Regions from separate parts of the Mus musculus genome. Here all the other regions are linked to region 1. The links are chromatin loops, found by intact Hi-C in ENCODE. Cell type or tissue: heart. All regions are shown on one strand. Each heading gives the region's core, and the rest is flanking DNA. Links, peaks and the distances in the headings are about the cores only. Region 1 holds the start of Ube3c (ubiquitin protein ligase E3C). Region 2 holds the start of Dnajb6 (DnaJ heat shock protein family (Hsp40) member B6). Region 3 holds the start of Gm36086 (a long non-coding RNA gene). Region 4 holds the start of Nom1 (nucleolar protein with MIF4G domain 1).

What was found. Peaks named below come from ENCODE experiments on the same cell type or tissue, not always from the same donor. Only the 100,000 strongest peaks of a DNase experiment are listed, where the experiment ranks them.
Region 2: it touches region 1 in a loop (3-fold over the local background); 9 of 42 quality-filtered maps call a loop at or near these places.
Region 3: a loop joins it to region 1, with 6 times the contacts of the local background. A loop is called at or near these places in 6 of 42 quality-filtered maps.
Region 4: it touches region 1 in a loop (8-fold over the local background); 9 of 42 quality-filtered maps call a loop at or near these places.

Annotation. Positions count from the first base shown.
Region 1 is chr5:29,565,869-29,573,693 of GRCm38, reverse strand. Ube3c (ubiquitin protein ligase E3C) reads right to left here and starts at 4,452. Exons shown (of 23, transcript NM_133907.3): 1 at 4,114-4,452. The coding sequence starts at 4,179. In heart, for the core only: a CTCF peak has its summit at 4,004; a DNase peak (open chromatin) is centred at 4,583; H3K4me3 peaks cover 2,205 bases; H3K27ac peaks cover 1,591 bases.
Region 2 is chr5:29,732,791-29,740,615 of GRCm38, reverse strand. It overlaps Dnajb6 (DnaJ heat shock protein family (Hsp40) member B6), which reads right to left and starts at 4,718. Exons shown (of 8, transcript NM_011847.4): 1 at 4,500-4,718. It overlaps Gm5129 (predicted gene 5129), which reads left to right and starts at 4,680. Exons shown (of 1, transcript NR_028426.1): 1 at 4,680-5,282. In heart, for the core only: no CTCF peak of the experiment used is centred there; DNase peaks (open chromatin) are centred at 4,195 and 4,745; H3K4me3 peaks cover 2,740 bases; H3K27ac peaks cover 2,118 bases.
Region 3 is chr5:29,385,400-29,393,224 of GRCm38, reverse strand. Gm36086 (a long non-coding RNA gene) reads left to right here and starts at 4,923. Exons shown (of 3, transcript XR_389809.3): 1 at 4,923-4,996; 2 at 5,482-5,671; 3 at 5,791-6,365. In heart, for the core only: no CTCF peak of the experiment used is centred there; DNase peaks (open chromatin) are centred at 3,654, 4,114 and 4,834; H3K27ac peaks cover 650 bases.
Region 4 is chr5:29,430,720-29,438,544 of GRCm38, reverse strand. Nom1 (nucleolar protein with MIF4G domain 1) reads right to left here and starts at 3,878. Exons shown (of 11, transcript NM_001033457.2): 1 at 2,902-3,878; 2 at 2,488-2,615; 3 at 753-948. The coding sequence starts at 3,867. In heart, for the core only: a CTCF peak has its summit at 3,970; DNase peaks (open chromatin) are centred at 3,364 and 3,874; H3K4me3 peaks cover 2,134 bases; H3K27ac peaks cover 1,564 bases; H3K27me3 peaks cover 129 bases.

The sequences.
Region 1 (7,825 bases), core at 1,752-6,751:
TATATATCATGAAATATTATTAAATGGGAGAAGTGTTATCAAGCTACAAAACATAAGCCAACTGCTAAGTCTAAAATATCAATTTGCAGGTCTAGGTGTGATGACTCATGAGAAGCTTAACACAGGAAAGTTGCTGCAAGTTTTAGACCAGCTTGGGCTACCTAGGGAGAGCTTGTATTTAAGGAAAAAAAAAAAGATAATTTATAAAAGTCAAACCACAGAAAATGTTTTTTTAACATCAATAACAGAAACCGAAGACTGTAGTAAATAGAAGAGGTATTTGAGAACTTTGTTCCTACTCATTTTTCTATAAACCTTAAACTACTCTTAATATATGCAGCATACTATTAATACAAAATAAGATGCAGGCTAGTGGAATGGCTCAGCAGGTAAAGGTACTTACAGCCAAACCTGACATCCTGAGTTCGATCACTGGAACCACACAGAAGAGAGATAGAACTGACTTCCACAGATGTCCATAGGTATGCTCTGGCACTCATGTGCCCACACAAATGCACATGCACATAAGGTAAGTATTATTTAAAAAATTGAAATAAAATAGCTAGCAAGGTATGGAAAGATATGGAGGAACTTTAAAATGCATATAAAAGTGAAAGAAGTTGTTCTGAAAGTCTGTGTTTTAGGATTCCAACACTGACATTTTGGGGAAAGCGAACTCTATGTAGACAGGATTACCAAAGGTAGGCAGAGGGAGAGCAGTGGCTAGGCTGAGAAATGGGGTTTAAAGGCAATGAGAACTATTCTGTATGATGTTGGGTTAGGGTTAGGTCATTATAGTAATCACTTGTCAGAATCTTAAGATGCAGAGCACTGTGGACTTCAGCTGACAATGTTACATGGGAACAAATTCAACACATAGGGCCTCTACCACCTACTCCACTATCTGTAGCCTGCTCTGGAGGCTAAAGCAAGAGCAAACATTGAAATGACTATAATTCAACTACCATAGCTATGGAAACCTGCAAAGGTAGTGTTAAAGTCATTCCTCCTACCTACAACTTTTCTACATCCACACACACTCTCACTTTCAATGTGAAAGTAGTTCTCAACTGTATACACCTGGTTTTTCCAGGTTCTTCCCTATATTTTTACTCCTTGCCTCCCCTCATCTTTCTTTGCCCCATTCTATAAAACTTGGTCAAGTTGTCCTATCACCCAAACCTTCTTTAGACTTCAAATTCTTTCTCCTTGACATCCATTCAATCTTTTGGTCTTTTAAGAGAGGCATTGTACAGCCCCCTCCATTCCTTGCCTAACTGCAGTCTTGACTACAGCTCCTGTTACCCTAAGGGGCACACTCACTAGTCACCTGTCTTCCAGTCTCAAGTCTAAATTATGGTGTTATCTGGAGGCATTCAGCATTCAACACTTCTGGCTCACTTCTTCCTCCTATAAACTCATTTCCCAGACATCAGTCTTCTTAGGTCTCCAAGGTATACTTGGGATACTTCTTGTCCCAAACTTGAATCAGCAACTAAGCCAACTGGTTCACTGACATCCCTCATACCTCCATGTCTACTCAGATTTCTCAGGTTCCACACATGTCTGAACCCCACAGGAACCTTGGCATTCTGTTCCTCTGTCTTCTCCTAGCTTAAGCACACACCTGGAATAATCTGTACTGAAGATTTCCTCAACTCACCCCTCAGAGGTTGAGACTCAGCTCACAGGTGGAAACCATGATCCAGCCAAGATTTCCTCTCCAGAAGATTGCCTTGGAGATCAAGGCACTCAACTAGGAAACCATATATGGGCACTGCTTGGCTAGAATAAAATAAATGGACAGGACCTATATACAGAGACAAAGTCAAGAATGCAACTCAAAGAGAATAGCTGACCTAAACTACCTTGGTACCGGTAGCATAGAAACTGGACAGTTTTTGACTTGCACATTTTATGAAATATCATCATGCCTCTCACAGGCTTTTTGTTTATTTGCTTTTCTGCACTTCGTTTCAATGGATTTTTGTACTTGCAATCAAACTGACTACTAAGATAGTCTTCTATACACACACAAAGCTACCAAATAAACTGTGCCATGAGGATGTATCCTGATTTCAGAAGCACTGACCCAGAGCTGGGCCTGTTGCTGCATTCCTGTCTGTGATTCCTGCACTTGGAAGGCAGAGGCAGAAGGACTGTACATAAATCTGAGGCCAGAGTGGGCTACACAGTGAGTCTGAGGCCAGTCGGATTCCAGTATAAGGTCCTGTCTCAAACAATATACATGTAGATAATGGTAGAACTGAAGCACTGGAACCCACCACACACCTACTTCAAACTTTCTACATTGTCCCTTCAAACCCATCCTACTACTTCCCACCTTTCTAGAGCATGTCAACCAATTCTGTGTTTCTGTATTAGCCTGAAAGAAGTACAAAAACAATTGAAATAAACAAACAAAAAAACCAGTCATTAGTACACCATAACTTTTCAAGGTTTAAATCTTATCTCCCCAACAAACTCCCCAATAAACTCATCAAGTCTTGGACTTTTCCAGCATATAGTTCTTAAAGATAATAAACATAAAAATATTCATTAACTTTGAAAAAGGAAAAGATCAATTTTCCACTAAGCTGAAGAAGGGAAAGATTTCAAATTATAATTTAAGACATGAATGAAGTATACTAGAATGGCCATTAATTCCAAAGACTCTTAATATCACTTACTGGCCAGGATCTGAGTCAGTGGTGCCCTCAGACTGCTGGCTGTAGGGTAGTGGGCACATCAACTCGGGAAGTAACGGGCAGTGTGCACCAGCAGAACACAGTGTAAGCAACATCCACCAAAGCACCCATGAAAACCAGGATGGGTTAATTATGGTTTTTTCAGGTCCTGAACTAACAGGGACACAGTGGGATGGAAGAATCTATCAAAGAAAGCACCTAGCTCAAGAAGCAAGGCACAGAGGCTGACCAAGCTTCATCTGACCTCGTTTGCACGAAGCTCAACGTTAAAAGTGACCTGTAGAAACTGGTCAGAAAAGCAGTTTGCTTGGTGAAGAACAATTATGGGTAGGATGGGACATTCGTTTTCAGGAGTGACCATTTACAAATGTGTGTCCAGATAAAAATCCTTTATAAAATGAAGCTGGAGCAAAGGCTCAGCAACACTGCTCTCAAACGTACAATAATTTGGGGGAAAAAAAAAGACAAAAAATTTTACATTAAAGGGCTAGGGAGATGGCTAAGCAGTTAAGGTCACTTATTGCTTTTACTGAGGGTCTGGGTTTTCTTCCTACTACCCACATGTCAACTCACAAGTGTCCTTAACTCCAGTTCCAGGAGATCGGAAGCCCTCTTCTGACCTCTGCGGGAACTAAGCAAGCCTGTGGTGCACATTACATACATGCAGGCAAACACTCATATGTATAAATTTTTAAAATAAAGCTTTAAAATTTCGCCTAATGGGAAAAAAAAATCCTTTTAACAACTCTAGGGATCCTGTCTGGATTCCGGGCTCGGCCTAGAGCATCACGGCCGATTGCCTTCATCCTTCAGACAGCCCCAAAAAGCCGACCAGTGTCAAAACCATCACCAAGCAAAGGTCCAAAAGCGACCGGGGCCTCAGGCCTCAGGCAGGCAAAACTCTGTATTGCTCCGAGTGGGGCAAGCTAAAGCGCGATGCAGATTACAAAGACCTTGTCCTACCTGCCCCCTCCCACTTCACAGGCACGAGGGACTCTTCCCTAAGCTGTTCTTGAGGGCAAGGCACTCACTCCAAGCTTTGTGAGGAGCGGGTATGTCAAGTTTATAGCTTGTAAAGAGTTCTTAAAGGGCGGAATGGGGGCGGGGGCACCTGCCTCGCCCTGCTGGACAGCTAACTGTGTAACGCCCCCAGCCAGACTGCCAGTGCACGTGCTTCCAGGTCAAAACTGCGGCCCTTGGGCAGGCGGCCGCGAGGTCGCAATGAATGACCCAGCCGCTCAGTCCGCGGCTCGACAGCGCTCCTCTGGAGCCTCCTCACAAACCTGTCAGGACTGCACCGCAGCCGCACCCGGCTGGAGCTCGCTCCACACCTTACAGCGGAGCAGCGCCGCCTGGGTGCTGTCAGACCCGGGTTCGGTTAACACCTCGGGCCGCACCGCCTCACCTTCCTGCTCGCGCCACCGAGAGACACTTTGGGCCTTGTCTTGAAGTCGCCTTCGAAGCTGAACATCTTCGCCGCTTATCCCATCTGCGCGGCCCGGCAGGCAGCGGAGCGGCCGGGGGCGGGCCCGGCGGGCTGGGCGGGGCCCGGCAGGGTCGCGGCCTCGCTGTCCCGCGCCGCCCCCCCCGAGGCTCAGCGCTCTCCGCCCTGCACGCGGGCGCGAGCGCGGCGACGCTGGAGGCCGGCCTGTCCCCGCTGCTTATTTATCCACAGCGCGCCACCGTCAAGCGAGGGACGCCCCGACTCGCGCCTGCACCGCGCTGCCGTAGGTACCAAGATGGTGACCGCCCGCACTGCGCGCGCGGTCCCGTGAACGTGCGCGGTCATCGACGGCGCGGCGCTCCTCCCGGCAGCCCCCGCGAGCGCGGGCACCGACGCCAGGGCCGCCATCGATAATACGGTGCTCCTCCCGGCAGCCCTTGGACTTGCCTGCGTGCGCGGCTCCGCGGGTGCAACATCCTTCCGCGCGTGCGTCATGCCACCAGACGATTTCCGCCGCCCGCCGCCCATTGACGCCGACCGGGTCGCGCGCACTGCTGGAGACCGGAAGCCCTGCATAAGAGGCCGCTTTCACCCTCCAGCTAGATGTGGGGGAACAGGTTACTAATGCAGAGACTCTACACCATGACAGACAGAGACGAATAATATATGTTATACGAACAAAGGTATTCGTGAACACACACCATACAAATACACAAATGCACACCAACAAATGAAAGTTATATTCATATATATATTCACATATTCATATATATATATATAAATGCATGCCAAATGTATAAATGCATCATAAATACATAATGCACAAATATACCCTATCATATATCTATACACTTATGCATGTTTAATATATGTATGTACATGTATAAAAACGTGCTATTACATATACATAAGCACAAACATAAATATACACAAAGTAATGTAAATGAATCGATGTCATATACAACATATATACATACACATATGTCATACAAACCAACATAAATATATATCATGTATGCATGCATATATACACATATACATATGCATAAAACAGTATGCATATACATAGAGTTTAACACAAATACATGCCATGGCATGCATAAAAAAAATATATATTATGCATATATGTCATGTACATGCACAGTATTATATAGTATATGCTCTGTGTACATACATATATGTTATGTATATTGTGTATACACAAGTATATATACAGATACATAAATATATCACATACACATGCATTACCATGTGCACATGATAGAAGACATCTTGTTTTGCTTTGTTTTTGTTTCTTCTTCAAAAGATTTATTTATATGTATGAATATTTGACCTGCATGTATATTACGTGTCTGTGAATTATGTGTGTGTGCTTGGTACAAGACAGTGCATTGGATCTCTTGGAACTGGAATTGCCATGTAGGATCTGGAACTGAAACCAGTTCTTCTGCAACAAGTGCTCTTAACTTATGAGCCATGTCTCCAGCACAGTTTAATTTTTTGTTTTTGAAATAAGGTCTCACTGTATAGCCCTAGCTGGCCTGGACCTCACAGTGATCCTCTATCCACTGCCTGTTAGTGTTAGGATTAAAGATCTGTACCACCATACAAGCCAGTCCTCTTTTTAATTAAAAAAATGTACATTTTAGTTTACTTAGTGTTTATGGGGTAGGGTGCATGCCATGATGTGCATGTGGAGGTCAGAGTACAACTTGTCTCTCTTTCCACTATATGGGTACCAGGAATCAAACTCAGGTCATAAGACTTGGTAGCAAGCAACTGGTACTTTTCATCTGTTCTATCATTTTACCAGTTCTCTCTCTCTCTCTCTCTCTCTCTCTCTCTCTCTCTGTCTCTCTCTCTCTCTCTCTCTCACTGGCTCTGTGTGTGTGTGTGTGTGTGTGTGTGTGTGTGTATGTACACATATTTGAATGTCAGAGGATAATTTATAAGAGTCTGTTCTCCACTACCAAGTGTATTCAAGAGTGTGAGTTCAGTCGTCAGGCTTGATGGGAAGCACATTTACTGCTGAATCATCTTGCCAACCTCAAGTTTAGTGCTGTATTGGCAACAGTGACAAGAGCCCCAATATTTTTGTAATTGTTTGAATAAATATGTAATGACTAAAAGGCCGGGGGAAGAGGTAGATCAAAATCCTATAGATACAGATTCCTACTTAACAGATGGTGTGACATTACTACACACTAAGGAAGCCATGGAGACAGAGCTCTCATTCTATTGAGAATTCAGAATGAATGCAGAACTACCTGCAACATGCCTTGGCAGTTTCTCTAATAAAGATTTTTTTGTTTTGTTTTTTGTTTTTTGTTTTTGTTTTGTTTTTCAAGACAGGGTTTCTCTGTATAGCCCTGGCTGTCCTGAACTCACTTTGTAGACCAGGCTGGCCTTGAACTCAGAAACCTGCCTGCCTGTGCCTCCCGAGCGCTGGGGTTAAAGGCATGTGCCACCATGCCTGGCTCTAATAAAGATTTAAACACAAATTCTTACCATATGAACTAGCAATTGTCCAGGAGTAAGGAGGGCTGTGACTGAAACCACACCTGAACATGACACTTGCAGCAGCTTTGTAATTGCCCAAATCTGGAAACAACCAAACAGCAAAAGGAGAGTAACTATTGTACAACACCTGAGATGGCCTTTGAGAACAGGATTTTACACTGATGAAACACTAGTGCCCAAAGGTCACACTGGTACCATGAAATTCCATTTAGAACAGAGCCACGGTATGAGAGTTGCAGGCAAGGTAGAGGAGAGCGCAATAGTCTCTGGTGCCAGGAAAATCAGTAGTTGTGATAGTGGTTGCACAAAAGTACACGTGACAAGGTGACCCAAGTCAGTTTGGGTGACACAGAACTATTTGGAGGAGACATTGAATGTGTTGTTATCTTGTTTGTGGCAGTGATACCATTGGGTGTATACTCAGAAATAATCAGTACACATTAAATACAGATATCTGCCCCTTCTACATAATTTCAAATACCTAAGTCAGTTATGGTTCAAAAATATTAAATGGAAAATTCCAGATACAAGAAAACTCACAAGTAGTTTTCTAAGTAATCGGATGAAATCTTACTGTTCTTCCTATAACCTGAATGATGCCCTCATTTAATATCCACATTTGCACTTGTTACCTTCCCATTAGACACTTAGCAGTCAGCTTTGCTATCATATCAGTTTTCACTTAATGCTTGTGAGGTTGTCAAATGCCTCTTTTGAGGGAAAAGGTGCAAGCCCATCAAGTATGTGTGGAAAACACTGTATGTATAAGGCTCAGTACTATCCATGCTTTCAGAGTTCCGCTGAGGCACTGAGGACTCAGCTTCATGCATTCAGGAACCAAAGTGTGAATAGTTCTTTGTATATTAATTGTATAGAAAACAACCAATAACTGTATAAATGCAGTGTCATTTGTGTATTGAGCCATGGTGATTTAAAGTATAATCATAGTCAGAGGCTAGATTCAGGATTTCCAAGGTACCTGAGATTACAAATGCTTCCCACTTTTGTCCTCATGTTTATGTAGCAAGCAGTGTTCTTGCAACATGCTGTGGATGTGGATGTGGTTGTGTGACTCAAAATAACAAATTTTAATTCAGCCTAAAATAATAACAAATTATTTACAACTGCATGGCAGGTGGTGTGTATAGACTAG
Region 2 (7,825 bases), core at 1,760-6,759, 170 kb before region 1:
CATGGTCTACATAGAAAATTCCAGGCAGCCTAGGCTACCCTGCCTCCAAAAACAAAAACAAGAAAAAAAATTTTAGTAAGTTTCACGGGGCATGGTGGCAAACGCTTTTAATTTAGGCACTTGGGAGGCAAAGTCCAGCAGATGAGAGTTCAAAATTAACCTAAGCTACATATTCGATTACAGGCCGACTAGCACTACTTGTAGCAAGACCCTGTCCTGGGGGGGGGGGGGAGGATTAAAAAAATCTCGTGGGAGTTCAATTTATGTGGTAGCATCAAACTAAGTAAATGTAGTACTATTTTCTTGACAATGGAAGCAGGAAACAAATGTGAAGAGAACCAGGCCAGGTGAGGCAGTCCTACAAAAAGCTAGCTAGGGGGCAGAGGTAGTAATAAAATTCCAAACCATGGAAATATTAACAAAAACTTCAATGGTCAAAGCAGTAACAAATTAACTTGGAAGGAAATAAATTATAAGTCCAGTATCATTGTTTTCATCATCATCATCTTATGAATTCCCAAAATATATTAAATATACTCAGACCTCAGCACTTGTCTCCAAGCCTCAATTCAATCCCCAGGGCCCAAATGGAAAAACTCCTACTAATTGTTCTCCAACCTCCACAGACTAAACATCTGTCAAATCTGCCTGAGTGGGTGAGGGGATACACAATACACAAATACATACCTTTGAGGGTTAAGAGAATTTTAGCTAGGATTAGGGACAACTTTTGTTTTGGTTTAGTTTGTTGTTTTGTTTTGAAACAGGGTTTCTCTGTGTAGACCAGATTAGCTTCTGAACTAGAGATTCGCCTTGCCTGCCTGCCTGTGTGCCTCCCAAAGGTGTGCACAACCACAAGCCTGCTAGGAACAAGTACTGAGACCAGTCTGAACAATTCAGTGACACCCTGACTCAAAACTTACTACTGAGAAAAACCCTGGGGTTGAGAGCAGGCTGTGGTAGCAGTAAAGTGCCTGCAAAGCAAGCAGTTACAACAGATCCAGATCACCACCACCCACATTTAGCCAGAGCAGGAGGGCTGGAGGCAAATCTGTGTGATACATCTCAACAGCCAATGTAGCCATTTGGTGAGCCCCTGGATTCAGTGGGAAACCTCTATTGGGGGGGGGGGAGGTGTGAAAGCAATGAGGACACCCAATGGCCACCCCTGGCCTCCAAAAGCACTAGGACACCCTCACATACACATACCCTCACATACACATACACACACACATACACACCCTCACATACACACACCTATACCTCACATGCAACTTTTTTCAGGTTCAATATCATCCCCTTTCCCCCCAAAATACAAAATTTTACAGGGGACAAAAATCACGTGTTTCATAAAGGAACCTTTCTGAAGACCCTAGCATTTAATACTATTATTTAATACATCACAGTTAAGCAGTTGAAGCCAGAATCAATGGCATTTATTCACAATGCCTGAAAAGGTCTTTATGACTTGGATTAGAGAGTACTTTTAAGAGAAAACTACCCTATAGCCAACTGAAGTACATGGAACAAAATCCTCTTTAGATGAACCTGTAACCCTAGGAGATAAAAAGTATTTTAGCATTTTGCACTCTCAGGTAGGAGCAACATATGAAAATAGTCATGTGCTCTTCCTTGGTCATCCAAAATTATGGAGTTTTGTTTTGTTTTGTTTTGTTTGTTTGTTTGTTTTTTCGAGGCGGGGTTTCTCTGTGTAGCTCTAGCTGTCTTGGAACTCATTTTGTAGACCAGGCTGGCCTCGAACTCAGAAATCCACCTGCCTCTGCCTCCCGAGTGCTGGGATTAAAGGTGTGCATGACCACACCCAGCTCTCAAAATTAGAGTTTGACAGAACACTTTATCCATAGGTCTATCTAATAAAAACGAAATTCCTAGACCAGACATGGTGGTGCATTCCTTTAATCCCAGCTCTTGGGAGGCAGAAACTGGAGGATATTTGTGAGGCCAGGCCAGGCTGTTCAACCAAGGACAGCCAGGGCTACAGAGACCCTGTCTCTGAAGAAACAAACAAATCCAACTAGCTACTAGCTGGCTTATCTACTAAGTCAGTCTCCAGGCTCCCCCACCACCACCACCTCCAAAAAAAGGATTTTTAGCAGACTTAAACATGCTTGGGGAGCACTCAGAAACAGTACACTGTGGCTTCAGGAGAAAATGGTCCATTTCTCCCTCCCACGCTCATTAGGGGAGGGGCACACCTGTGGAGTCCACACGACAACTTTGAGTCAATGCCCTCCTGCCATCCTTATTTGGGTTCCAACTCTAGTCCTCAGGCCTTCTTCCTATGCTTTAGGTGTTTAACCACCTCACCAGCCCAATTACAACAGTAACATTTCCGTCTTGTTCTCACCAGCTCGTTTCTGGTTAACCTCAGGCTTACTGCTTGAAGTAGAGTCTCACTTTACAGGCCAAGATGGCCTCTACCTAAAATTCTACCTCACCCTCTTGAATTACTGGTATCAAGGACCCACACAACACTACACAGCTCACTGTGACTTTATTCCCAAAGTTACTCTCTTAAACTCTATACATGAAAATAATATTAATTTGCCACTCTAATCCCTCCTACAAAATCCTGCCTTTAACTGTAGGCCCTTCACTACCAGATGGTGTCCTGGGTAAATTTAAGACTTAACATACAATCATTTTCAAAGTGTCAGTTTTTAAGAATCCTGCAAAGCAGAACCAAGTCGAAAGGACAATTCTGTTCTATTTGCTTGTTCTTTAGAAAGGCATCAGACAAGGTCTAAAAGTACACGCACATCCTTGAGTATTAAATAATGTAAAAGGCACACGCTATCACACCAATAGTGGACAGGGATAACAAAGTGCCTTCTTTACAATTCTAAAGATGTGGCTGGTGCAGAGGGTGCACACCTTTTTTTAATCCCAGCAGGAGGCAGAGTTCTGTGTTTGGTATCAGGCTGCTATTCAAAGTGAGTTCCAGGACAGCCAGGGGTACACAAAACAATACCAAAAAAGTTTGCAAGCCGGGCGTGGTGGCACACGCCTTTAATCCCAGCACTTGGGAGGCAGAGGCAGGTAGATTTGAGTTCAAGGCCAGCCTGGTCTACAAAGTGAGTTCAGGGACAGCCAGGGCTACAGAGAAACCCTGTCTCAAAAACAAACAAACAAACAAACAAAAAGACAGGCATGGTCTGCCTGGGCAAGAGTGAAGAGAAGACTGAAACTTCCAAGTCAACCATACCTACAAAAGGCAGCATTTCTTCCCATATTTCTTTCATGTTCTTCCTAATTCCAAAGCTCCACCCAAGTGTGTGTACTGATGACACCGTAATCACACACCGGAGGGCAATTCGGCCTGTGGTGGCGATATCCCAAAGTACAACAAAGGAGTCCTTCCAGGAATCAGTAAGTCTACTGTGGGGTTTACTTTACAAACAAGAACAGACTAAGTTCAAATATCAGGGCGCTTGTTCTTTAGGTTGTTCCCTCCTCTGGCTTTTATGTCCAATATTTCTACTAAAACAGTTGCCTTAAAGTTGGTATCACTTCCCTAGCAAGCTGAGCGTCCTGAGATTCTACGGCCTAGAATGCGTAAACCCTAACCACAAATCTAAGGTTCAAATAAAGACGTTACAAAAAAACCAAAGTGGCTGCACTGGGCAGGCACTCCCCACCTTAGAAGGTGGGACCATCCCCACCATTCCCTTTCAACGGTTCACATACAACTTCTTCGGTAACAAAGCTTTTAAAACTTGACAAACCCCTCCTGTTTAAAAAAAAAAAAAAAAACTCCATCTCCAAAGTTTTTAAGACCTTTTAGTTTGCAGTGCAGAGTTCCTTGTCAACACAACCGAAGTAAATTAAGACTTAGTGTAAACTCCAGTTACATAAACTTTGTTACGTAAACCACAGCAAAGCAACCTTCGAGGCCAACATCAAACTAGTTTTAAAAGTAAGCTGAGCCAGGCGGGTCGCCTAGCAAACTTCCCAACAGTCCCTGGAAACCGCCTTGGCCTTCCCACCCGGCCCCCTTCGCTGCCTGGAGGCCTGGGCCGGTGATTGCGCCTTCCATGGGAGTCCTGCTCTTCGCAGGCCACCTGACCCCTTGCTTGCAGAATGCAGTGAGGACGCCAGGACTGGGTGACACCAGCCTTGCCTACTCCTGGAGCTCTGCGGCCGACCTAGCGCGTGCCGGACCCAACCGCCACCTTCGACCAGAGAACTAGGGAAGCGGACCGCAGCTAAGCCCCGAGCTAGGCCTGACCAAGAACGGCAAACGCTCTCCACAGACCCAATCTACAACCGGCCCAGACCAGGAACACCTTAAGCCCCAGACCTAGACACAAGACTACAGCCTAGACTGGAACCCGTTCGGCCTTGTGAGCAGTACCGGCCCCACTGTCGACCCGGTTCCTGCACCCGTATTCCGGGAGCCAAGCGGGTTAGCCCATTCGCAGGCCTTCCCCTCCCGCCGTAGTCAACCCTGCTTTTCGCCGCGGCTCGCGGACCCTCACCGAGGACACGGCGGCCAGCGAGGAGGGAAGTCAGGCGGCCGGTCTCCTCGCGGCTGTGGCACAGCTGCGCTGGTGGCGGTGGCGGCGGCGGCGTCTCCTCGCGCTTTCCTTTCTCTTCTTTTCTCCAACAACAAACAGGAAGTGCGTCACGCGGTGGCGGCGCGGCCCGGCGACGTCGACTTCCGCCCGGCCCTGAAGCTAACGTGCGCAGCAGCCTCCGTGCGCGTCGGACTTGATAGCGCTGGTCTAGCGTTCCGGAAGATTCTCGGAGCTGAGGACGGTGGGATTCTGGAGGGTTTACATAGGCGAAGGTGGCTGAATAGGGCGGGAAGCGTCCCCTTGCGCAAGCTCTGTGCCTGGAGGGCTCTAAAGCCTGAGGCGACTGTAGCCGAACCAAGGAGCCTGCGTTTGCCCGGAAGCAGGCTGGGAGGAAGGACGCTCACAGCCTCTGACACAGTGGATTCGGAGATAAGGACCTGATAGCGTAGTATGACTCACACTCCTATGGACTTGGAGAATTGTGGTCCCGAGGTTCGGCCGACCCAACAAGCAGGCCCGACTTAGAGTGAACCGTGAGAGGCCTCATCATTACCAACTCGCAGTGCTGAATCCAGGGTCTAGATTTCAAACACGGTTATTTTAAAGATGTATTTACTTTTTGTATGTGAATGTACTGTCTTCGGACACACCCGAGAAGGACATCAGATCCCACAATAAGCTCCTGTCTCAATAAATCAATAAGCTCCTGTATAAATAAATAGACATTTAAATCCTCACCCCACCCCCACTTACACCCATAGGATGAGTAGTTTTTCATCTTGCCCAGTAAGTTTCAAAAGGTTAGCTAACACTGCACTGGAAAGTAAGAATGAAAGAGAACATATTGATCTCAGAATGTTATGGTTGGACGCCCACCTTCTCAACGCCTGAGAAGGACAAGCACAGAAGATGTGGAGACCCATGATCTGAAGTCACAGATCCTTGGATGCTCCCTCACATGTAGGATATACTCAACTCCAGATAGAACCCTCCAGAATGGCTCCTTGTCTCCTTGCTTCTGTTCTGCCCCCAAGGTTCCCAAACACTACACTTCCCCTTTTGTGAAACATAGAATTTGGCCAGATCTCTTTTCTAATTGACTTTCAGCCCTACAAGATGGCTGTCCAAGACTGAAATGAAAACTAAGCACAAAAGTTCCCGCCCTTTCCTTTACCTTCCTCCACCTCTCCTTCCACCTTTCTGCTCTCAATCTTACCCACTACCACCCTCAATGGCAGGAATCAAGGAGTCTGGCCTAGTGACGAGTGGAAGGTGTGTGTGCTTGCATACTCCAGGGCTGACAGCCCAGCAACCCAAGCTTTCTATTGAAGCAGCGCCGAAAGACAAAGCCAGTTATAAGGTAGAGAATAGGGAAAGGAGTCCCCTCGCCTCAGAGTCTGGCTGAAGCCTCTTGCCACATGACATTTAAGAATTCTAACACGCAGGGCAGTGGTGGCAAATGCCTTTAATCCCAGCACTTGGGAGGCAGAGACAGGCAGATTTCTGAGTTCCAGGCCAGCCTGGTCTACAGAGTGAGTTCCAGGACAGCCAGGGCTGCACAGAGAAACCCTGTCTCAGAAAAAAAAAAAAAAAAAAAAAAAAGAATTCTAACACAGGGTCTGAGGAGATGACTCAGTAAAAAACATTAGTTGCTCTTTCTAGAGGATCTGAGTTCAATTCCCAACACCCATATCAGGTGATCCACAACTGCCTAGTACTCCAGCTCCAGGGGATGTGATTCACTCCAGACATGTGCATGTTTGCATGTAGACCTAGTTTTATCTTTCCCCAGAGCTTTCAAAAGACCCATGATATTAAATCTATATTAAAGTCTTTTGGGGGCTGGGAATGAACACCTTGTTTGTTTGTTTGTTTATTATTATATCTAAGTACACTGTAGGTGTTTTCAGATGCACCAGAAGAGGGCATCAGATCTCATTACGGTTGGTTGTGAGGCACCATGTGGTTGCTGGGATTTGAACTCAGGACCTTTGGAAGAGCAGTTGGTGCTCTTAACCACTGAGTCATCTCTCCAGCCCCAATGAACACCTTATTAATCCCAGAATTTGGGAGGTAGAGGTGGAGGATCTCTGTGAGGTCAGTTCATCCAAGACTACAGAATATATAGAATGAGACTTCTGTTTTTAAAAAAAGCGGAAAAAAAAATGAAAAAAAAAATATAGGTCTCTGAAAAGAAATCCTCAGGCATCACTTCCATTTCCTGGTTTTTTGTTTTGTTTTTTGGTTTTTGATTTTTGTTTTTTTTTTTTTTGTTTTGTTTTGTTTTTTTTTTTGAGGCAAAGTCTTACTGTCTTGTTTGTGTAGACCTCACTGGCAACAACCTTGAGATAATCTTCTTGCCTTAACCTCCAGAAATTAGAAATTACAGGTAAGAGCCACCATATTCAACACCCCTTGACTGAACAATTTGGAAAAAAAGTGTTCATGGATCTGGGAGTATAAGCCAGGGCTCCAGACAAGCCTTGTGTGCACCAGCTCCTGGGTTCAATCTCTTGAAGACATTTTTCTCAGTGACAACAAAGACACACAAACAGAGTTAATTTCTCTTTGCAGAATAGTGTGCCATGACCCAAACTAAGCTAGCAAGCATAACACAAGTTCAGATTTGTATCTTTTTCCCTTTGGCTGGGACAATCTGACCTCAGTCTTGTGGCTGGCTAGGGTTTTTTTTTTTTTTCCTTTTTTTTTTGGGGGGGGGGGGGTTGTTGTTTGGTTGGTTTTTGATTTTTTGGTTTTTTTTTTTTTTTTGAGACAGGGTTTCTCTGTGTACTCCTGGCTGTCCTGGAACTCACTCTGTAGACCAGGCTGGCCTCAAACTCAGAAATTCACCTGCCTCTGCCTCTCGAATGCTGGGATTAAAGGCGTGTGCCACCACGCCCGGCAGCTGGCTAGTTTTTAAAGAGTTGGTGCAAAGAAAGGAAAAAGACATGGGAGGCCAACAGGTTCCAGAAAGGCAGTGGTGCTTTTGTACAAACAAAATTTTACCAGGTTGGGGAGATTAAAAGATGTGCTGCAAAGTTTTACAAGTAGGATAGATTTGTGGAATCTTGGCAGGCTGGTTATCTTGGATAACAAACAAACCAAAAAATTCTCCTACCTCACCCCCCCCAACCCCCCCCCCCAAAAAGGAAGAGAGAAAAAGAAAACAGAGTAGGATGCAAATGTTATATTTTCCCTCCAAGCATTTATCATATAACTTAGGAACAGGGGTGGTTCCTCTGTAATTTAGCTGCTCTAGATTTTTTGTTTGTTTGTTTGTTTTTGTT
Region 3 (7,825 bases), core at 1,487-6,486, 180 kb after region 1:
CCTAGGTAGATTGCTCATACTTCAGCAGATGGAATCTCAGCTATGAGTACATGGGCAGCACAAATTGTTTTGGTGTGTTTTTAAAAAAATAGGATGCTATGTTGGGAGATGTGGAGGGTGAATCTGAGAGAGCTAGGGGTAAATATGATCAAAATACATTGCATGCATGTATGAAGTTCTCAATGATTTGATTGTTAAAATTATATATATTAAATGTTCTTTAGATTTATTTATTTTTTATGTATATGAGTGGTTTGCTTGAATGTATGTCTGTGCAACATGTGCTTGATACCGACTGAGGGCAGAAGAGGGCATTGGATACTCTGGAGCTTGAGTTATGGATGGTTGTAAGCTGCCATGTGGCGTGGGACTTGAACTCAGGTTTTCTGAAAAACAACAAATGCTCTTAACCGCTGAGCCATCTATCCAGACCAAAGTTACAAAATTAAAAAATTGTGTGTGTGTGTATGTGTATGTGTGTGTGTGTGTGTGCGCGCGCGCGCGTATGTATTTAAAGGCCCTGCATTTGGTCCTCAGCATTGCATAAAGAGGTACTGTATGTCTGAAATTGCAGCACCCAGGAGGAAGAGGCAGAAGATGAGTAATCCAAGGCTATATATAAAGTTCTTGGCCAGCCTGGGCTACCCCGTCTCAAGCAAATGAAAAAAAAAAAACTATACTCTATAGTTAATGATAAAGTTACAGGGCAGAAAGTTAAGTTATCTCCTGAATTCATCCAGTGTAATCAATGTACATCATTTAGCCCCAATCCCACCCTCTACTCCCTATAGAATCTTTCAGACAAAATTGTTACTGGCCTATATCATAGCTACACTGTCAGATGACATGATAAAATACCAGCTTTGTAAGGTAGCAAGTTTGGCTTAGGCCTATACTTAGTCTGAGGCTACTGTGGATGCCAGAACAAAGTTTTTACACAGAGAAACCAAGCACAGAGCACCTTTGCCTGAGTGACAGTCAGATGTGATTAGTAAGCATTGTAGGTAGAGCCAAATCATGATTACAGATGAGTGTTGATATCAGCCATCTTCAGTGCTCAATAAACATCTGTCTGGGCTGTCAGTTTAGTAAACACACCTACTTCTCTCTTCAGAATACCAAAGCATGCCCTGGGAACATTGGGAACTCATAAATTGTGGGATGGGGGTTTCTCACACACTGGCCTGGTGTAATTCATGAAGCCCTCCTCTGCCTTGCCCATTATAGGAATGTCAGACTGGATTTATCTGAGAAGGTCTCAGAAGAGAGGGGGTTATTGATGGCAAATGGATCTTCACACAGAGGAAATCATAAGTACTTTTGAAAAAAAAAGGTAAGGAAGAAAATCCTTTTTATTTGAAAGGGCTATAAATCAGCACATAATCTCAAATTCACAAGCAAACCTTTAATGCAATAAGCTGATAGCAGATACATTACTGAAGACACAAACACATAATTATCTTAAAATCTACCCTGGCTGGAAGGGTAGTGTATCTCCAAAATAGAATTCATCTTATAATAGTAAAAACATACAATAACATGTTTGCTTTTTTGAGTTTTAACTTTTATCCTCATGTATAGAAAGGCAAGCAAAGCCTGTTTATAAATTAGTATCCCAGACTACCCAGAAACTCCTTACATTCTCTAGTCAGAAAAAGCAGACTTTGATGACAAGAATAAGGAGCATTTGAAACTCTCTATTAAAGTGTTGGCTTGACAGGGTCCCCAAGAACTGAAGGGGTCTGCAGCCCCATAGGAGGAACAACAATATGAACCAACCAGTACCCCAGAGCTCCCAGGGACTAAACCACCAACCAAAGAGTACACACGGAGGGACTCAAGGCTTCAGCTGCAAATGTAGCAGAGGATGGTCTTGTCAGTCATCAATGGAAGGAGAGGCTCTTGGTCCTGTGAAGGCTTGATGCCCCAGTATAGGGAAATGCCAGGACAGGGAAGCGGGAGTGGGTGTGGTAGTGAGCAAGGGGAGGGGGATGGGATGGGGGGGTTGGAGGAGAAATGAGGAAAGGGAATAAAATTTGAAGTGTAAATAAAGAAAATATAAAATAATAATAATATAATCAAGAATAAGAAAAATAACAAAATAAAGTGTTGGCTTGACTAGTCATTGTGGCTTTTATTATAGTACCCTGTGGGGGAGGGGCAGAGGTGGGTGGATCTCTTCGAGTTCAAGTCCAGCCTGGTCTACATATCTAGTGCCAGGCTAGGCAAAGCTACATTGTGATCCTCTGTCTTAAAAAACAAAAACAAAAACAAAACAAAACAGTGGGTTCAGCAATCAGCATTCTTAACTTCACAGACATCATTTCTGGGATACATCATACACTTCGTTCCCTAACTTGGAACTTCCATGGACTGAGGAGGCTGTCAGGGGTGGGGATATGTGCACAGGTGTGATCCTGCTGTGGATTAGAGTGTTTAGTGTGGCCAGCATAATGGGATGTGTGCATCTGTGCCCTTCTTTGTATTCACACATCTATCAATACATAACTACACCTAAAACAGTATCTGTATAGATATCTGTATAGATAGTATCTATATCCATAATTATAAATGTGCTTGTGCCTTTGTTTGCTTGTATCTACACACAGAGCCATATTTAGGGCTGTCTCCATATATACATATACATATCAATATCATTTTCTATATATAATACATATATATGTGTATATATACGTATATATAACTGTCTTCTCTCACATAGTTTTTTTTTTTATTGCTGAGGCTAGTTCTTTTTAAAATCCATTATATGAGTATAAGTGTTTGTCCGTGTGTATGTACATGCACCAAATTCGCTCTGTGTCTGAGGAAGTAGGAAGATCTTGTGGAGAGAGAATTGTAACAAGTGGATGCTGGGAACTGAACCCTACTTCTTTTGCCACAGCAGCAAGTGCTGTAAACCACTGAGAGGGGTCTCTAGTTCATCCTACACACAGTTTGCTGTTCAGGGTTGTTCTGTGTTAGTTTGGCCTGCATGTCGTCCACTTCCATGCTGGAGCCATGAGGGCAGGTGAGAGAGTTCCTGGCTTAGTCTGAGATGTGCCCTTTCTAGGCTCTGCTGTTTGTCAGCAGCAGATTCCAGGCACCATATTTCACTTCATTGTTTTTCAGTTTCCTCATCTGCAAGTATTGATTACAGTCTTTGTTTACTTGCTGGATTATTGTGAAATTAAATAATATGTGCTGAGGACATCTGTAAGATACTACATAAAGTTAAAAATGACTGACTTCAATTTATGCATCTAGTTTGGGAGGTAAAATAAGAGGATAAATTTTTCTCTTAAAGTTACTTCTGCAGAGAACCATTGTGATCCATTATTCTGTATCCACACAGAGAGCACTGGGGACCTCAGAACAACCCCAGTCCAGGAGCAGAAAGCTCTGTTCATTGCCCTGGCTTCTTGCAGCTGGGCAAGGAAGGAAGCACGAAAGATTCTCCGATCCAAGTTGATTCCAACTCCAAGGCCGTTTAGGAATTATTAAATGTTAAGTGTGATAAGTAACATTAGTTTTTGGCTGAAATTATTCTAATATTCTTAATTCACGTTGGCCTCTTGTCTGCAAGCTTGGCACTCTTTCAGGAAAGAAAGGACAGGTCTTCGAAGATCCCCAGTACTGCGTGTGGCGCTCGCGCCCCCTAGCGGTGCTCCTTGGCCGGCGTGTTACCACTGCCCCTAAGCACCCACAAATGTTGCACACAAAAAAAATTGGCTGCTCCCTCTCTAGATCAATTAAGGAATGGGATGATCTAAGAAACTTCAGCTAGGTTCTCACCTAGTCCCTTATGTCTGCTCTCTGGCGGCATTTGTACATTATTTGTAGTCCATTTGGAAGTGATGTTTTCTGTGAAGCATGTAGGGCTAGTTCAGTAGCATCTGGCATCTTCATTTTAAAGTCAGTGTGTGATGGGCATGGTTCAGGGACTGCCTGAACACAGGGTTTGTAGCACACTCCTAGGAGAGTCAATTTGCAGATGGGTACAGGGCTGGAGGGCTGAGAGTGGCAGGGTGTGTTGGAACGCCATAGCATGTGAACACAAAGCAGACACAGATCTTTCCATCAAGGTTCGTATGCCAGCTCAGTGAGACTTTCCAGCCCCCTTGCCCAGGCTCTGCAAAGATGCCTGCTTAGTGCCGAGGTTACAGCCAGCAGCTGGGAACTGGTTCTCAAGAGTGAACCAGGCCTGTGGGAGGAGTGAGGTTGCTGTGCTTTGTGTCCTGACCCTGCGGTACTCAGAGTGGAGAGGAGCCTGTTCTCAGATATTTTCTTCACATGTTTTTGTCTGATGGTTTGTCTTGTAACCTCAGAGCCAAGAGCTGACTAAAAGATATTGCCTCATTTAAAGACATCCCCCCTCTTTGGCCAAGAAGGCTTAGATGTTGCAACTATGCCATTTTTCCAGCTCAATTCCAATCATGTGTCATCAGGACTTGGAAACAGGGCTAAGAGAGAGAGAGAGAGAGACAAACAACATCAAGTTGGCCTGGAAAGAATGCAATTGAGTACAATCAGGAAACCCCGAGTCTGGAACAAGGAAAGTTTCAGCAATTTAACCCCCTGCCCACTCCCTCCTGGGTTGGAGCTCCGGCCTCAGACACCTGGGTTCATCCTGTGTCCTGGGGCATGAAGCTCCTCTGCTCGCTTAGGTTAAGGGCCAACTCCAGCTGATTCTGGCCCTCCTACGACTCTGACTTCATGCTTAATGGATGCTCCTGGCTAGGCTCTGGGCTGGCTGCCTCAGGGGAACAATACATGTGAAGTTCTGGGGAAATTCTCTGAGCTTCCTATAGATACTTCTTTGCTCCACTTGGCCAGGGGCCAGTGAAACTGAAAAAAAAAAATCTCATGTTCTACTTCCTGCCCTGCCTGGTCTGACCCTTTGATTACTCCACTGGGGAGGAGCCCGGGAGCCGCTTCCTTGGGAAGCATTTTCCAGAAGCCACAGGATGCCCAGCCTCATCCCAAGAGTCCCTCCAAGGTTTGTACAAGTGAGTCAAGAGTAGAATGAACGCTCAGGCATTGTTTAGTGGAATCAAAACCGACAAGAACTGAGAGTAACCTGAGTCTGGTTAAGTAAATACAGCCACACCAGCTAGCCAGTGGAGTGGACTACTGATCAAACATGAAGGAGGAGGAAGAGGAGGAGGGGGAAGAAGAGGAGGAGGAGGGGGAGGAAGAGGAGGAGGAGGAGGAGAGGGAGGAGGAGGAGGAAGAGGAGGAGGAGGAGGAGGAGGAGGAGATCATCTGGACGCTATAGATGGGAAAATAGCCAAAGTGTATCATTAAGCAAGTTTGCAGTCACTATGACAAGCTACAAAATGCTTATGTATGCTCAGGGAATTCCAGAAGAACTTTACCCACAGATGTTGCTCAAAGAACAACAGGAAGCAGATCCAAGGAAGAGGGGGAGAAAGGCACAGTGCTCTGACATGCCTTCCTTGCTGCTTCCATCTTTCTTCTCAGGAAGTATACTTCAAAAGCTACTGTGAAGGACAGTTTCCTGGAGCATTTACAGGCCAACTGACCAGTTGGAGTGTTTTCCAGCCTGAGACTTTCAGCATTTGGCTTTGAAGTACTCATTCCCAAGGCATATGTGAGAACTTTGTAGATGGGCATGCCTGAACTCCGTCTATGCTCTGTGTTCTAGACAGAGGTAGGTTAATCAGTGCTTTTAATTAACCCAACCTGGGTCTGAAGGACCACAGGGAAAAACATCTTGTCCTTTGCCTGACTCACCATCTCTGGCATTGGAGCATTCTGTTTTTCTCCTAGATCATGCACCAAGTTGCCCAAGTTTTTCCTCATCCTCTTATGCGACTTCCTGCCATCATCCACTGTGAGCCCCAGGAACCCAGTAAGCCCTCTCCATGCTTGGGCTGAATCTCACCGGATCAGGCATTTGGATGTCAAATGTGCTGTCCAGAGCTGAGAGCAGATCATATGATGTCTGAACAAGTCTCTCACCTTAGGCCCAGTGAGGTTTTGCTCTCCTAGAGACCTTGTGATGGGGCACTGCCGGATCTGTTCCTGCCGTAACTGCAGACATTAAACCAAACCAATCACACACATGGTTGATGGCACCAAACAGATAGCGTGTATCCTGGTCATGCCTCTTTGTCTCTTCTGCTAGCAGACTCTTGATCAAACACCACTCTTTTCCTTTTTTTGAGACAGATTCTCACCATGTGTGGCTGGTCTTGAACTTGCTATCAGAGGTCACCCTCCAGGCACAGCCTTTGATTCACAAGGGTTACACATATACTACCATCTGTGGGTTTTATCCTTCATTATACTTCAATGAGAATCAGTCATTGAAATTTACACTTAACATAAAAACTTTTTTAAAAATCAGAGTCAGGCGGTGGTGGCGCACGCCTTTAATCCCAGCTCTTGGGAGGCAGAGGTAGGTGGATTTCTGAGTTCGAGGCCAGCCTGGTCTACAGAGTGAGTTCCAAGACCGCCAAGGCTCACAGAGAAACCCTGTCTTGAAAAAAACTACCAAAAACAGTAAACAAAAAAATCAGAGACAGATGTCAAAGGTAGATGTGGAAGACCCCTCCATGATTCTCTGAGCCAGCTCAAGTTCTGGGTCCATGCATTTCCTCTGATCATTTCTTATCAACATCAGTCACAAATCCCCACCCGAAATTAAAGCTTCTTTCTTTCTGTCTAAGCATCTTGGCTTAGAGCCAGTCTTGATATATAACCCACTCAAGCTTAGAATTTTCAATGCTATTCTTGTTACCCTCCAGAGTTACAGGTTACAGACATGTGCCGCCATGCAACATTTTCAGCATCCTTTTTTTTTTCTTAGAAAACTATGAACCTTATGATACTGACACATACCTATACATGCATACAATGTTACAAAAGTCAGTCTACTTTGCTTGGTTCATCTGAAGGCTGCTACTAGAAGACTTACTTCAGGGCAGCAAGGTTGAGGGCATTTAAGCCCATTCCCACAGTGACACACCTACTTCAACAAAGCCACACCTTTTAATAGTGCCACTCCCTGGGCCAAATATATACAAACCAACACAGAGGGGAGAAAATGGGAGGAGCCTGGTAGTTTTGCTGTGTATTTTGCATGGTGATGAACGCAAGATTTTTTTCTTTTTTCTTTTTTCTTTTTTTGATTTTTCAAGACAAGGTTTCTCCGTATAGCCCTGGCTGTCCTGGAACTCACCCTGGAGACCAGTCTGGCCTCAAACTCAGAAATCCGTCTGCCTCTGGCTCCCGAGTGCTGGGATTAAAGGCGTGCGCTACCACTGCCTGGCTTGAATGCAAGATTTTATTTCATCTACATTTTATTTATTTGTGTGTGTGTGTGTGTGTATGCCACAGCATGCAACTGGAGATCTCACTATGTTATGCACGATAGCCTCAGAATATGCTTATTTAATTCTTTATCCAACAAAGACTCCCAGAGCTACTCTTGTGTGTCAGATCCTATATTGTGTCATCATCAGAGCTACTTCCTCTTGCATCAGATGGCAGCAAATACAAAGACCCATTATGCAGACATTATGCAGAGTGAGAGACCTTGGAACACTTGGCCCTAAAGAGAAGGTCTCCATCAGACCCTTCCCTCAGGGTTCAGAGAGCCCCGTGAAAGAGGAGGTGGAAAGAGTGTAAGAGCCAGAGGGGATGGAGGACAGTAGGAAAATAAGACCCTCTAAATTAACAAGATCAATACACATATTGACTCACAGAGACTGAGGCAGCGTGCACAGGGCCTGCACAGCTGGGGTCCTAGAGCAGAAAGAAGTGGATGCATGCTCCCATCCCTAACCCAGAAACTAACTCC
Region 4 (7,825 bases), core at 1,856-6,855, 140 kb after region 1:
ACTTTCAGCACAAATCTGCAAAGGCCTGAATGTTAAATGCTTGAGGGGAGACACACAGTAGCTGAGGACATTTTTTTTTCCTTCCATAAGTTCTTGGGAGTTTTTTCTCAGCACAGTTTAATGGAAACCAGCATCCTGAAAGCATAGCATATCTGGCACAAGCTTCAGTGAATGCCATTAGCTAAAGTACTATAATGACTTCCCCTTGAACAAGTCATCTCATTGTTCTTCATGCTATTAGCAAAGGTTTAAATGGGAAGCAGGACCAATAATTTCAGGTTTTCAAATCAAGTAAATTCCTGATGTGCTGTGGTGGTTAAATCTACGACTTTTAAAATAATTCACTGAAATGCTGTTCGCACTAAAACCACTTTGATTAAGTCTGCTGAACTGTCCCAGTGTGGTATAGGATGGGGGAAGCACCATAGCAGCCACAGAACAGTGTCAATTACTGTGATTATGGGGCACAAGGAAAGCTGTCCAGGGCATCCATTATGCTTTGTAATGGCAAGAAAATGGACTCAGACATTCACATGTAAAAATAAGTATAGCCCTTGGTGGAGAGATGATCATAGAAGCACAATTCCTAAGGTAGCCAGGGTAGTCTTGCACAGCAGGGCTTTTGAGGTAGTTGGGCCACTGTCCTCTGTCCTTAGCTTCTCAAGTCTTTTACTTCTCAAACTCACTGACTCCAGACTGGAATATTATTCCAGATGACATAGTCAGGATATGGAGAAAAGGTGTAGTTGTACCTCTATTCCGACCGTGTGGTGGAGGATGCTGACTAAGAAGACATGCTCCATCATCAGTCTGCTGGGCATGGCTGAGGCAGTGACACAGGCATCCATGAGGGCAGTGGTCAGGGTATCGTTCATGTCCTTCCTGCTGTGGGCCATGTACAGCTCCTCTAGCTGCCCACTTATAGAAGCCATGTTTGGCTCACTCAACCTGCAGTGGAATATGAGCAAAGTGTTACCAATGCATATACTATTTTATGTGTATTTCTGGTTCAGAAACCACTCCGAAACCTGGTGCATACTGCTCAGATAACACTCTAAATCCTGAAATAATGTCAGTTATCTTTTATACAATAATTGAAAAAATGATTTTAGCAGAGCACAGTCACTAAAGCATATCCTGGGATCCTCCCTTAGTCTGTACATATGCCCACAGGTAGTCTGATCTAACATCCCCTAGAGTCAGTAATCACTCCTAGGTGGTAAGTTAAGAAAAAACCATGGACTTGTTTCATCTCTTAGATGACACAAACACACTCAGTTTCTAAATTCATTGTGTACCAGTGCTTAAACCTGAACCTGCTGTCAAAACAACAGGTAATGGTAAAGTTACAGGATATTATGGGCTTTAATGAAAAAGAAATAAAAGCACACAGGAGAGAAAAGGAGATGTGACAGAACAGCCATGCATCTTTTTTGTTTGTTTGTTTGTTTTTTCAAGACAGGGTTTCTCTGTATAGCCCTGGCTGTCCTGGAACTCACTCTGTAGACCAGGCTGGCCTTGAACTCAGAAATCCGTCTGCCTCCGCCTCCCAAGTGCTGGGATTAAAGGTGTGCGCCACCACGCCCAGCTCATGCATCTTGATATCAGTAGCAGTCACCTAAATCTTCAAACAACAAAACTGCACAGAATCGGTCTCAGTCTCTCTCTTCCTTCTGAGTCCTGGGATTACAGGCACGTACCACCACCTCTAGTTTATGTGGTCTGGCAAGCAAGGGAGGGCTTCAGGCTTTGTTCATGTTAGATGAATACTCTACCAACTTAGCCACACCACTAGCTGTCTCTGTTTTTAACTGTAATCTAGCCTGGAAGTGATCCCTCTAAGGACCTCCCTACTCTGTCTTTGTAATTCCCAGTGATCTACAATAACAAGTTAAGCCACAAAAGAACAATACATAGTTGAAATGTGACAAAATTGGGTTAGGTGCTAGAGGCCAGGACAGTGGTCATCTTTGGGGCTTGGAAGAGGCCCTGAATGAGGCTGAGTGAGGGACACAAAACAAGTGGAGAAGGTTTTAGACAAGTGATTCCAATTTATTTGTTAAGATTAGAGAGCCAACAAGGGAAGGTAAGTGACAAATTCCCACCCATGTGGCTTCCAATGAACCTTCTGATGCTTTATTCTTAAAATGGACAATTAAAAACAGACGGTGCCTCAAGGGCTGAAGACCCTGCTTACCACTAGATGAGTTCACTTCTGCAGGCTAGACCTGCAGACTTCGGCCAGGCCGCTCCTAGGACAGAGTCATGTCCTGTTCCTTTCTGCTTCTCAGAATGACCCTGTGGGTTGTTTTCAAACACGGAAAGGGCAATATCAAACAGTTGAGCATCCTACCTGTTCAAATTTAAGTCCCGTTATGTCAACCAAGAACAAGGATCCAAAACACTGTATAGTCCTAGCCTCCATCATTGGCTTTTCAGATAGTTTCTACAACTAAGTGATAGTGTGTCATATTTCTGTAAGGTTACCTGTTAATTAGGCCTTTAACATGTTTCTTGAGCCTGTCTAGCTCTTCTTTCTTGTGGACATCTATTACCTCCTCGTTCCTCAGCCGAGGAGGGATGTACTTTTCACCACTTTCAACAGAGTGACTCTCCTTGAAAACAGGAATAAAATTGTAAACAAAAATGTACAGTGGAAAATCCGGTATCTTTTGTTGTTGTTGTTGTTACTTACTCCAAACACTAACCCCATGAGAACTTGGAGCAGGGTACTGCTATTTAACGAAGTGAAGCTCTATGATTGCCTAGAATGGCCTGGGTCAGCCTGTCCCTCAGCAGGCTGTGGCTGCTACTGTGTTAGTGCAAATACTGTTCTGTACTCTGCCCCTCACTCCGTTTGGAATGACAGCCCAGAGGGCCTACAGGCTGTTCGTGACATACCTGCTGTTCTATGTCATCTTCCGAAGAGCTTCTGCTCTTTTCTACAACTTCTGCAAAACGCACTTTCTTAGTCCCTTTATTTCCCCGAGTCCCACTTTCTGCTTCTCCTCTCCTTTTCGAGTTTACATCTTCCTGATCCTCCTGCAGCACTTGCCAGTCTGGGTCCTCCTCACTTTCTTTAGAATTGCTCTCTAGGTCACTCTCCAAGACTGTCTGTCCAGTCTCCAACTTTTCTTCCTCCTCTTCCTCGCTGCTTTCGTACAGGCCGCCGCCGCTCCCACATTCCAGGGCCCCCAGGATGTAGTCCAGACCGTCGCGCGCGAAGCTGAGCGGCACCGAGCTACCATCGCCCTTCTTCTTACGCTTGTGGAGGCCGAGGCACCGTTCCAGCTTTCGGATCTCTCGGTCCTCCTCCTCGTTGGCCGCTAGAAGTGCCCGCTTCCGGGCGGTGGCGGTGGCGGGACCAGGCTTTCCAGGAGCACCTTTAGCCTTGGCCTTCGGCTGGGCCGCCGAGGCCTTGGTGTTAGTGGAGGGGGCACTGGCCTTGGCAGGGGTTGCTGTGGCCTTGGCGGGCGTCGGTCTCACCTCAGTGGGCGGTCGTCGAGTCTCCGGGCCATCGTTAAGGCCGACATTCCCCCCTTGGTCCCCTGACCCGGAGCCTACTGTCCTCTGCAGGCGCCGCGCTTTCCTCAGGTGTCGCTTCTCCTTACGAAGCTCCTTGCGGCTCTTTCGGCCGCCGGGCCGGGAGCGCGCCACAGCGCTGCGGCTCTCGCAGGCTTCGCTCTCGGAGGTAGTCCGCACGAAGTCTTCCACGGCCAGCCGCAGCCGTTTCAGGGGACCCTCCCTGCCGCCCAGACCGCGGCGGACGCCGCTACGTTTCAAGAGAGCATGTGCCATTGCTCTACACCACAACTCACAAGCCCCATGCCTATAGACGCCGTTAACTTCCGGGACGTTCCGCGGCATCACTTCCGGAAGGGGCGGGACTTCCGGAAGCGCGCTTCAATGGACTAAAAAGGACGGTGGGAGGTTTCCTCTGCTGGTAGGAGGGTACCAGGTCACAGACACTAGTAGAGTCCTTTAAAATCTGAAGCTCTTGTACTTTGTTTTGGGAAGCACTGAGAAAACCTAGGTATGGCTGTAGCATAAATTTTCACACATCCTTGCATTTTCTTGCGTGCGTGTGTACCCATGAGAAGGCAGTCAATTCTGTTTCTCTGTGTGTTTTTGGTTTTTTTTTTTTTTCTTTTTCTTTTCCTTTTCCTTTTCCTTTTCCTTTTCCTTTTCCTTTTCCTTTGAGATAGTTTCACAGTGGGTACCAAGATGGATGTCTGGCATAAAAATGGAGTTTCTTTAGCCATCACATAGAAATGGTGGCTGAACAGAGCCCGAGAGATTCAGCAAACATTGTTCCTCCACTTTCTGCTTTAGTTCTTACCTCCAGGTTCCTGCTTTGAGTTCTTGTCCTGATTTCCCTCAAAGGTGGACTTGATGTGAAAGTCTAAACTAAATAAACCTTTCTTCCTTAGTTGCTTTTTGGCCTTAGTGCTTATCACAATTACAAATGTTGTGCCCTGAGTCCACGGGAAATCCAGATGAGCTCAAGAATTGCAAAGTCCACTGCAACTCGAAAGAGTCTTTTATTGTTTAAAGTTTGAACTCAGCTCTCCTGCCTCACACTCACTACGTGAATGCTGGCAAACGACCCTGAGTCCAGAAAACACTGGGTTTATATACAGTTTAGTTTAGGAATCCCTACAGAAAAGGGGATTAGAGGGCTGTAATCATTTGGTGGATTGGTAGTGTATCGGGAAGGGGGAGTGTTAATGGGTGTCTGTTCAGGGACTAATTTTATGGCCAGTTGTAACTGTCTGTGACCTGACCTCTGTTTACCTTTTTTCCATGGTCTCCCTTGAGCTTGTTATTTCTCTAAGGTCTCAAAGACAGGCATCTGGAGTTCTGCTGCTTATCAGCAGGAGTGTTGATTTTTGGAGACACAAAGGAGGATGTCTCCTCAGAATGTCTTCATTAAGGGGAGTTTTATGGGTAGTACCATTCTAACGCCAGGGGAAGGGGAAGGAGCCCCGACTGCTGCAGGAGGACACAGCACAGAAACCAGTTGTCTGCATATTGTGCTTGCCCCAGGATAGAGGGAGGATGGGAGCTTCTGGGGGAGGGCAGGGAATGCAGAGGCAAACTGTCTGTACACAACACTGACATCTCTCTAGTATCACTAATTCGGGGGTTACAACACAGAAAGCAAGCTATTGTGATTACTTTCATTGTCAGTCTGACTGGATTTACAATAACCTGAGACACCGAGGCTCCTTTTTAGTTTGTCCATGGGGCATATCTAGCTGGTTAACAGATAGAAAAATACCCATCCCCGATGTGCTTTCATTAATTATCTCATGGGCAGGGTCCAGATGAAATGAAAGGGAAAAGGAGAAAGCCAGGGGGCACTGGAATTGCCCTTGTCTCTGCTGCCTGGGCAGTTGCAGTTGCCACATGAACATTCCATAACACATATTCCTGTTGACATCATCTGAACCACTCTTCCAGGTCTTTCTTTTCATGATGGACAGAGACCATCTGAATGATCCAAAAATAAGTGTCATCTTCATCATTATTATTCTTATGACTCTTCCTTTTCTCCTTTCCCTCTTCCCCCTTCTCATCTTTTTATTTATTTATTTAATGTACATGAGTACACTGTAGCTGTCTTCAGACACACCAGAAGAGGGCATCAGATCCATTACAGATGGTTGTGAGTCACCATGTGGTTGCTGGGATTTGAACTCAGGACCTTCAGAAGAGCAGTCAGTGCTCTTAACCTCTGAGCCATCTCTCCAGCACCAAGTGTGTTCTTCTATAACTTGCTTCTCTCAGGCATTCTGCCACAGAGACACAAAAGCAATGAATAAAAATACAGCCTGTTGAGAGACAGATAGAGGGTCTGTCTGAAGAAGGGATGTCCTGGCTAGTTTTGTGTCAACTTGACACAAGATAGAGTCAATTGAAAGGAGGGAACCTCAATTGAGAAAATGACTCCAATAAGATCCAGCTGTAGGGCATATTCTTTATTAGTGTTTGATGGGGGAGGGTCCAGTCTATTGTGGGTGCTATCATCTCTGGGCTGGTTCTATAGGAAAGTAGGCTAAGCAAGCCATGACAAACAAGCCAGTACGCAGCTCCCTTCAATGGCCTCTGCATCAGTTTCTGCCTCAAGCTCTGCTTGAGTTCCTGTCCTGACTTTCTTCAGTTGACTATGACAATATGGAAGTGTACACCAAATAAAACTCTTTCCACCGCAACTTGCTTTTGGTCATGGTATTTCATCATAGCAATAGTAACCCTAACTAACACAAAAGGCATGCGGGCCCTGTCTGCAGAACATTATGTGGAGGACTTGTCCAAAGGGAGAGTTAGATATAAGTTCCACACAGAGGAAGAGGATACTGGCTCTGTTTGGGAAAGTTAGATGGAGGACTTTTCTGTGATCAGGAGCAAAATAATGGATGCTCTGGTTCACCCACTGTGGTATGACTTAGAATTTTGTCACTGTTTTTACATCATGAGGTGTCACTTTAAACATTGTTCTTACCTTTTGTGATCAAGCTAGCTACGTAGTGCCTCATTGGCTTCTTGGAGAAGGATGATGATGGGGGGAGGAGGAGGAGGATGAAAGGAAGGAAAGTTAATGTGGAAGAGGTTATAGATTATAATGGAGGAGGCTAGAGCATTCTTCTGAAAAAAGCCAGATGTAGGACAGTTTTCAGAGAGATTTTCCTGACACTCTAAGGGATTGAAAGGATTTTCACACACAATGTGTTGGTACAGATGTAGGTTAGGTTTTTATCAGGGAGGAGTGAGGATCACTTTGCTGGAATGGAGGGAGGCAGGCACTGGGAAGGAGGACCACAAGGCCAGGGCCAGAGCACCTGCCTCTCTTGGCCACTTCCCTGTTTCATGTCTTTAGAAACTCTGTCTCTAATCTACAAAATCAATTGTCAAGTAGGATTGAAATAAAAAATGAATTCCTCTCATCCTTGAAGCTCCAGTGTGATAGGAAGGGTGCCACCATCCTCTGCTTGCCCAGTCTTAGTCTTCCAGCTTCTCCAGTTGGTGCCCCAACCCAGGCTCCTACTTAAGGCAGGTAGGTGCTCCACTAGCAGTCCTGATGTGCTTCTTTGTGATTGGCTATCTCCATGCCACAGTCTGCAGGGAGGAAAGCTAAGATTCAGTTTTGCTCTGCTTCTACAGTGCAGCCATCCTCACTCCTGGAACACAAGAGCCATTCAAGTATTTGCTGGGCAGGTGTCCTTGTAGGATGGTGGTACATGTTTTGGGTATATGCCCAGGAGTGATATAGCTGGGTCATCCGTGGATGTTTCTGGTGCAGCAGATCTCTTGTGGGTAACCTTGGACTGAATGTTCTTGATATAGAACAAGAAAAGAAAGTCCTCCCACTACATAATAATCAAAACAATTAATCTCCAGAATGAAGAAAGACTATTAAAAGCTTCAAGGGGAAAAGGTCAAATAACATACAAAGGCAGACCCTATCAGAACTGCACCTGACTTTTCAACATAGACTCTAAAAGCTAGAAGATCCTGGACCGATGAGTGGCAGCCAGTCAGTGGAGCTCGGGGGACAGCAAGGAGCTAGCTCAGGGTAACCGAGAATGCCACAGAGGACAGGCAGGGGAATGAGATCTAACATGGATGTTCCTTGTTTCGTGGACCTGGTGGAGGACAGTGGAGCAATGGAGCTGTCTTTGATTCCATTATGTCATTGGGTCCCCTTCCCCTAATGGGACTAACTGGTTTGGACTCAGTGGGAGAGGATGCACTTAAGCCTACTGTGACTGGATGTCCCAAGGTGGGGTGGTAGCTAAGGTGTGGCTTTTCTTTTTCTGGGGAG